3 separate regions of the Homo sapiens genome follow, and regions 1 and 2 are each linked to region 3. A link is a loop called in an ENCODE intact Hi-C map of the cell type or tissue named here. Cell type or tissue: dorsolateral prefrontal cortex. All regions are shown on one strand.

Region 1 (2,500 bases), 51 kb before region 3:
AGAGTGGGCATAAGGTCCTCCTTCTTTTTCTCTTAGTTATAAGCCTTTTTTTTTTCTTTTAGATTTTGCAATCTTTCCTGCTTCCCTAATCTCTGTGATCAAAGGGCAGTCACCTACAATATGTATTTTCAAGTGGTATACACAGGAGTTAGGATGCAAGGCATTCAGTTTCATACAAGGAAGTGGAACACTGGACAACAGTCCAACAAGAAGATGAGGCCCTTCTTCAGCCTTTCAAGTGCTCCTTTTTGGCAGGATCATGATTTGTATTTTTGTGTAGGAGCTCTAAGGATGAGTAAGATGCTGGATAACAATGATATGCCTATGGGCCTATCCTTTTCCTTTGCTTAGGAGACACATTCCACTCCCATGAAGAAAGGTTCCCAGCATGAAGGTCAGAGCCTGAGAGAGAAGGATGGATAGATAGTCAGAAGCAATATGTCCTGACAGAGGTAGGACCCATGGTTACCATCAAATAAGGTCTTCTGCTGACGCTTGAAAGGAATCTTCTTATATGGAAGGTAACATCAACAGCTAAGATGCCACAATAGGAGGGAAGACCAGAAAATGCATTTTCTTTTCTTTTTTCCTTCCTCCTTTCCTCTCCTTTTCTTCTCTCCTTCTCTTTCTATCTCCTTCCCTTCTAAGCAATAGAAGCCCATCTTTGAATTGCTAGAGAACTATCATAGAATCAATTGCTGATACATACGTAGCTTTCAAAGAAATATTATTTCTATCTCTATTCAAAGACCAGACCACTGAACTGATGGAGTTTTTCCCCCTTTCCCTCTTCTCTCATTTCAGAATGAGGAAAAACAACAACAAAAAACATAGCCAGATAAGCTATAAGTGTTAGAAACAGCTAATATTGCTTGTGCTTCCTGTATTCATTCATTCCTTTCTTTCCTTTTCCCTCTCTCCCTCCCTCCCTTCCTCCCTCCCTTCCTTCCTTCCTTCCCTCCATCCCTCCCTCCCTCCTTTTTTGTTTCCTCCCTTTCTTGCTTTCTTCTTTTCTTTCTTCCCTTCTTCTGACTTTCACATTAGAGCACTTTCAGTGACTTCTTTCCCAGACTGTAAACTCTGTAAGGTCAGGGGTTCTGACTGATTTACTCATTACTGTATTCCCAGCACTTAGCCCATGCCTAAATATTTGTTGAGTGATTGAATTAATGAGATTTACTACCATAAGATAAAGATAAAAGATTTGTAAACACAGAGCCAGTGAACATAAATAGTATAAACATCACTTTATAGATCTTTTTTAATCTGCAAAGGTTGGATTAGAGGAAAATTTCCTAAAATGTGTTAAAAATATTAGCTCTGAAGAATAAAAATAGACTTTTTGGCAAAATAGGTTGGGGGAAACCTATGGAAAAATAGTTTGGGATACACTATATTATACAAGGTTCAAAGAGATCTTTATGATTTACCAGAGTTTTTCAAGTACAAATTTTCATTGTGAATTTCTTAGAGAAGGACATAAATTATTTGACCGTGTTATTTTTTTTTTAGCTGGCATAGCTTATAGGGATGGTATTCCATAAAACATGTTTTGAAAAATTAGCATCTTAATTCAGTTTTTTAAAAAAAATTTCTTTCTTTTGGATTTAAGTACTAATTATTTTTCTACTGTAAAAAATACCACTTAAGTTAACATTACTGAACTATACCGTTAAAAATGGTGAGGGTAGTAAATTTTATTTTTTTACCACAATTAGAAATACCATTAAGAAACCTCCAAAATATTACTTTACTAAGAAGTAAGAGGAATCAATCTTTTACCTAACAGCTACAACAATGCAGCCAGAATGAATAATATTGCCAAATAAAGGGCTTGATTTTGGTCTATAATGTTAAAAAATTCCATTTACCACCTAGATACTATATCTTCAGGAAGCATCCTGATTTTAAACATATGGCTGTGAATCTCTTGGTGTGAGCTTTTAGCAATATAGTTTAGGAGGCCTGGACATACAGAGCCATGACTGTGTCTGGTTAGGAGAGTAAGCCTGGGACCAGGAGACAAGAAACTGGGTGATAAAATTGACACTGTCACTCACTCAGTGTACAACCTTGAGTAAACCCTGCTTTCCTTTTCTATAAGATAGCCTCAGTCAGTAATGTTTCACTTTTTCTTTCTAGCATGGGATTTTCATGAGTAAATCTTAATGGAACTCTAATATACACAGCAGATAATAGCAGAGGTACTCTGGTCTCAGTGGGGCAGGAGGCTGCTTGGTTCTTTCCAAGTCTTACTCCTGCTTCTAGGAGTTAAGACTGAAATAGAAAAGAATGTTTGTGTCCGTTATAAAGCTTGTGAGCCCCTGTAACTTCATACAGACCCACACAGTATACAGCTGTTAAAGAATATTGAACGCTGCCACACTGCATGTGGTGAACACCTTTTGAATTTCAACATATATTTTAGATTAAAAAATAAGAAAAAAAACACCAGAAAGTACCCTTCCCTCAGTCACTTTATGTATACATTTTAACATAT
Region 2 (2,500 bases), 140 kb before region 3:
AGGGGCTTTTATGTGAGTGACACATTTCACACTTCCGATTCTGCAAAGCCAGGTATAAATGACAAGGAGCGGCTCTAAATAATAATAATAATAAAATCTAATTTGGGACTACATAACACCCAAGTAGAGTAGAAGATCTAAATAAAATTGTAATCCACCCACCCACCCCCCCCCAACCCAACTTAAAAAAAAAAAACCCTTCACCTGTATTTAAATAGCGTGTCTTTAATTACAGCAGTTGGGGATGCATGAGGCTGAAATGAAATTAGCAGTCATTACCAGTCCTTTAACTCTGTGGTGCTTTTGATCAGCACTAAATTAGCTTTCCAGTCCTAACAAAGACTCTACAGCAAGCAGTGGGCTGTAAATAAGACAGCGCGACCTGCCCTCAACACCTTTTCTCTTGTCAATCATAGCTCTATCATTCAGCCCAAGATTAACCTTTATCTATCAAATTAAAAAAAAAGAAAAGAAAAAAGAAGGAAAGAAAGAAGAAAAAGAAAAAAGAAAAAGAAGGCGGGAAGGAAAGCCCCCTGACCACCACATGTCGCAATAACAGAGGTTCCCAAGAGCCCCCTTAAAAGTGTATTATAATGAGCCCATGTCAGAATCTGCAATTTCCAAATCATCCCTTCCTACTCCACCCCCTACACCTCTCGAGTATGTTAGAAGAGTCAGAATGCTGTTCAGGTAGGAAACGAATCCTACACCCTCTCCCCCGCCCGCAATGGCTAATTGGGCGTGGACCACCCTCCATAAGTCAATTTGCCATTAGCCTGTCCTCTTCTATTAGTCTAACAAGATTTAGGGAGAGGAGGGGATGTTTGAGGAGGAAACACTGGTGAGTTTAAGACATATATATATAAGTTCCTAGGCTGAAAACAATCAATTTACTCCACTAATAGTCTCTAGTTTCTAAGTCTGCGGAGGAAAAAAACCAACAGCAATAACAAAAACCCAGCTGCTTTTCCCAGTACTGCATTACGAAAGTAAAACATTGGTTCAAGTTGCCATTAGAGGGCGCCAAAGAGCAAGCCCCATCACCCCTCGCTCGACTTCCCGCAGAAACCCTCCCACCTTCCAGCTTCGCCATGCTCTGTAATTCCTTCTCTCAGGTAATATTTCCTGCTTATTCTGCCCCCATGCATTTCTATCTTCCTCTATGTCAATCTCTTATAAAAAACGAGGTATCGCCATGTCCCCTTCCTCTTGTTTTGCAACTTCCCCCTACCCGTAACCACCACCAAAATAGTTAAGACGCCGATTGAAGTAGTAGCAACCCCTTAATGATATGTACCTTTTGAATCAAATCACTCTTTCCATTTAGTAACATTGGTCTGGAAGAGGTTCTTTATGGGGGTGAAATGCTAGAGTTTAACATTTTTAAGATGGAAGCCTGAATTTTTCATTAGTGGGTTTCTTTCTGGGGGCTCACAGATCTATTTCTTCAGTTTCATAGTAAAAGAAACACACCCTTGTAAGACAACTGATTAAGTTCAGTACCAAAACCGTCCAAAATAGGATGAAATAATGTCATTTCATTTCTGCATTTGTTAAATCTAAATTAGAATTTAATTCCAAAAGTTAACGCTTTCAGACTTAAATCTACCAGTGTTAAATGACTGCCACACAGGGTGTATTTCCAGATCTCTTAAAGGTCAAAAGAAAAAAAAAAAAAAGAAAGAAAAACAGAATGAGTGGGGAAGAAAGTGAGGTGGGGGGAGGAGTGAGCTAGCAGTGAATGTCAAAGTTGGGTTGCAAGCTACTTACATGTCCATGCCAGATCAGGGTGTTGTCTTGTAGCAGTTTGATTGGCAGGTAAAAAAGCGAAAGAACGTGAGGGCTCCCTGAGCCTCTTGTCAGCCCAAGCTTGATCACTTCTCACCGGACAGAACCAGTTGAAGGAGCTTGCAGTTCCCCTCTCGTCCTTCATCCAAGGCACCGTGAATCCATTTCGGCTTTTCTTCCCCCCAGTCTTTCCATCAGCCTCCTGCCTTCACCCACATCGCCTTACACCAGCCTCCAAGACCTAGCCTAGCTTTGCCACTGCAATCCCCTGCAACAAGAAAAATCGTTTATGGCTTAAAACCCCAAATGGCTGATTTTTTAAAAGAGAGAGAGAGAGAGAGAGGGAGAGGGAGAGAGAGAAGAGAGAGAGGGTGAGGGGGAGAGAGAGGGGGAGCGAGAAGAATGCACCCAGAGAACAACAAAAAAGTCAGTTATCCTAACACTGCTCTATCCCCCCACCGTACAGAAGAAGAATAAAAAAAAAAGCTTTATGTTTTTTCAGTGGGTATTCAAAGATAATTTGATGCCATTGTTTCTGCTACAGATGGTTCTTTTAAATACAATAACACGGCTCTTTGTGCAGGCTACCCACAATAAAAATCGAAAGCGTTCCCCTGAATAACCATTTTGTTCTCTCTTGTATGGGGCCAACAAAAGATGCCGTGAGGTAATGGGTTCTGTTTATTGAAGCCATAGAATAGGGGTTTGATAA
Region 3 (2,500 bases):
CAACACATACAAACACTGAACAGGGGAGCACACGTTTACAAACATCTGTTGTCATTATTTATTACTTTTCTTCGGCTTTAAGTTTCTGACTCATCCTTAGATAATTCAAGAACAGATATTTTGCTTTCTTACTTGCAAAAACAGTTGCAGCTCTTTTCATCTTAGGAGAAGAACCTTAAAATTGAAAATACACCTTCCTACCTTTTTGGTTCATGGCATATATGCTTTCTATCTTGCAGCCAACAAGTTCTGTGTTCCTGCTGATGACATCATTTACTTTAAAAAAGTATCTGAGAATAAATACATGTCACTATAACAAATATGTGAATTTTAGGGATAAATATAATAAAATTAATTAATTATGCCTGAGAGGTCATTATTAATGTACCACTTTACAAGAAATATGAGCTGGTTTTAATGTTAGCTTGTATTAATTTATATTTTAGAATTGATAAGGTCAAATATTTCATGAGAAATAATGTTTGTGACTTATTTTTGCAGCTTCAATTTTTAATTGCTCTGAATTATACTAATAGAAACATAAAAACTTGAATTTGTGCACAAGGAACATGAATAGAGGGAAAGATATTGTCCTCAGTGGACCAAGGTTGTAGTTAGGATTGGAATCAGGAAACTTAACTGTAAAGGCAGGGGGAAGCTTGGGAGGCAAAAGTTTTCAGACGGAAAGCTGTCTGGAAAGTAGGTATATTTTATTAGAGCTACAGAGACAATTTTACACTTAGAATGTAACTCCTTGGACATATATATCTAAATAGGAGTCAATGGAAACTTATGTATTAAGGGCTGAATTCTTGAATCTTTACTACTTGTAAACATAATTTTACTCTTTAGCAGTTATTCTCTATTTTGTGATTTGTCCTTTTTCTCTTTTTTCTCTGCTACTCTAATGACATATGCTGACAGGTTTTCCATGTGGCTCTGTGCCCTTACATGCTATCATTATATGAACAACTAAAGATGCCCTTTGGGGATCACTTGGGGAAAGTAATCTGTTGTTATTTATTGTGTTTTTTAGCAGAATAAAAGTACTGTAGTTGGTTGCTAACATCACCACCTTGTGTACAAATATTTTTTTGCATGCAGTTTCCTAATATCATTAAGCTGTATTGTAATTTCATTACATAGTAATGTAGCACTTCGATTACAGACATTTAAATAATTTTGTAATTCAAAATTGGAAAATAATAAACCATGGTTTATTTTTAGTCCCTTGTAATTAGTTAGCCAACTAACACTCCACTGAACTCATACAAGAAGCAAAAATGCCCCAGAACCCTTATAAACTGGGCATTGGTCAAAATACTCTTTCAAACAATGATTTAGGAATTCAGAGTAAAAAAGGCAAAGAAAGAATTAAATTCCTAAAGATTCATAATAATACCAATAGTACATATGGCTAGTGCCTAGGGCATCTAATTAGTGAACCCCTAATTCTAACAAATGTAATCTCTAATTCTGGCAAATCTAACTAAGGCATTTTTAGCTCACCCAATGGGCTAATATTGGAAATTACTACTTACTTCAAAGTATGATTTTGGTCTCTATCCAAAGAGTAGAACCTCTTGATAAGTTTCTGAATGTCAAACTTCTTTTTCTAGCGGCTTCTGGCATGTCAGAGCTCCACAGCAAGTTTTATAATTTTGACAGTCCTTGGCGATCAATGAAGTTGACTGGACTCCATTACTTTTCCAAACAGAAATACCTTGCAGTCCAATGAAGGAAGTAGTGGCTAGAGGGGAAAGTACCAGAATATTCAATACGTTTGTCTTAGGTCCCAAAGGAAACAAACAAATGTGTTCCCTGTTATTCTTTCTCTCACAATAAAAATTTTAGACCATTTCTAGAAAAAAGCAATTTTGCATTTGTATTTTTGTGTTACTTCTTTCAGTTTGTCTCCCTTTTGGTAAGTGAACTTGTTTTAAAATGTTACACGTTGTTGGAAAGTAGCATGGAATGCTTCTTTTAGTTCTACGTAAAGGTAAAGTTTGATTATATGGCAAAAAATTAAAAATGCTGCTAAGGATACAAGGTAAAACATAGCAATCTAAAAGAGAGAGAGAGAGAGAGAGAGAGACAGAGTGTGTGTGTGTGTGTATGTGTGTGTGTGTGTGTGTGTGTGTGTATGCTCGATAGCAATCCTATGAGGTTGGCAGGGCAGGGTAACCAGTTTTATAGATGAGCAAATCAACGATAAGGGACATGACAGGACAATGCAAGTCATACACATGTGGTAGCACAGCCAGTAAACAACTCAGTCAGTTCAGTGTTATGTCCTCTATACTACTTTTGTCCTTAGGGACTAGTACAGTACTTTAGTAATGTGGATATTAGGAATAAAGGCCATTTTGTTAGAAGTTTCACCCATTTTTCATGGAAGTCTATCCATATAGGATTCTGTTGAAAAGTCAGCCTGGTGCCATACTGTCAAACACAGAAGTAGAAATTCACCACTTAACTCCTTATGTTCTTAACTTAGAAT

Evidence for each region. A loop is a pair of places that touch in the nucleus more often than their neighbours do. Peaks named below come from ENCODE experiments on the same cell type or tissue, not always from the same donor. Only the 100,000 strongest peaks of a DNase experiment are listed, where the experiment ranks them.
Region 1: it touches region 3 in a loop (2.3-fold over the local background); 4 of 110 quality-filtered maps call a loop at or near these places.
Region 2: a loop joins it to region 3, with 11 times the contacts of the local background. A loop is called at or near these places in 13 of 110 quality-filtered maps.

What each region holds. Positions count from the first base shown.
Region 1 is chr3:181,613,641-181,616,140 of GRCh38, reverse strand. All of the region lies in intron 5 of SOX2-OT (SOX2 overlapping transcript), which reads right to left. Among named protein-coding and RNA genes, the nearest start is that of SOX2, 97 kb to the left of the region's middle. In dorsolateral prefrontal cortex, no CTCF peak of the experiment used is centred here; no DNase peak of the experiment used is centred here; H3K4me3 peaks cover 2,500 bases; H3K27ac peaks cover 2,500 bases.
Region 2 is chr3:181,699,154-181,701,653 of GRCh38, reverse strand. It overlaps SOX2-OT (SOX2 overlapping transcript), which reads right to left. Exons shown (of 7, transcript NR_075092.1): 6 at 1,771-2,056. Among named protein-coding and RNA genes, the nearest start is that of SOX2, 12 kb to the left of the region's middle. In dorsolateral prefrontal cortex, CTCF peaks have their summits at 802 and 1,010 (motif pointing right); DNase peaks (open chromatin) are centred at 1,043 and 1,987; H3K4me3 peaks cover 2,500 bases; H3K27ac peaks cover 2,500 bases; H3K27me3 peaks cover 2,201 bases.
Region 3 is chr3:181,562,970-181,565,469 of GRCh38, reverse strand. SOX2-OT (SOX2 overlapping transcript) reads right to left here. Exons shown (of 7, transcript NR_075092.1): 4 at 1,542-1,750. Among named protein-coding and RNA genes, the nearest start is that of SOX2, 150 kb to the left of the region's middle. In dorsolateral prefrontal cortex, a CTCF peak has its summit at 1,081; no DNase peak of the experiment used is centred here; H3K4me3 peaks cover 1,324 bases; H3K27ac peaks cover 2,500 bases.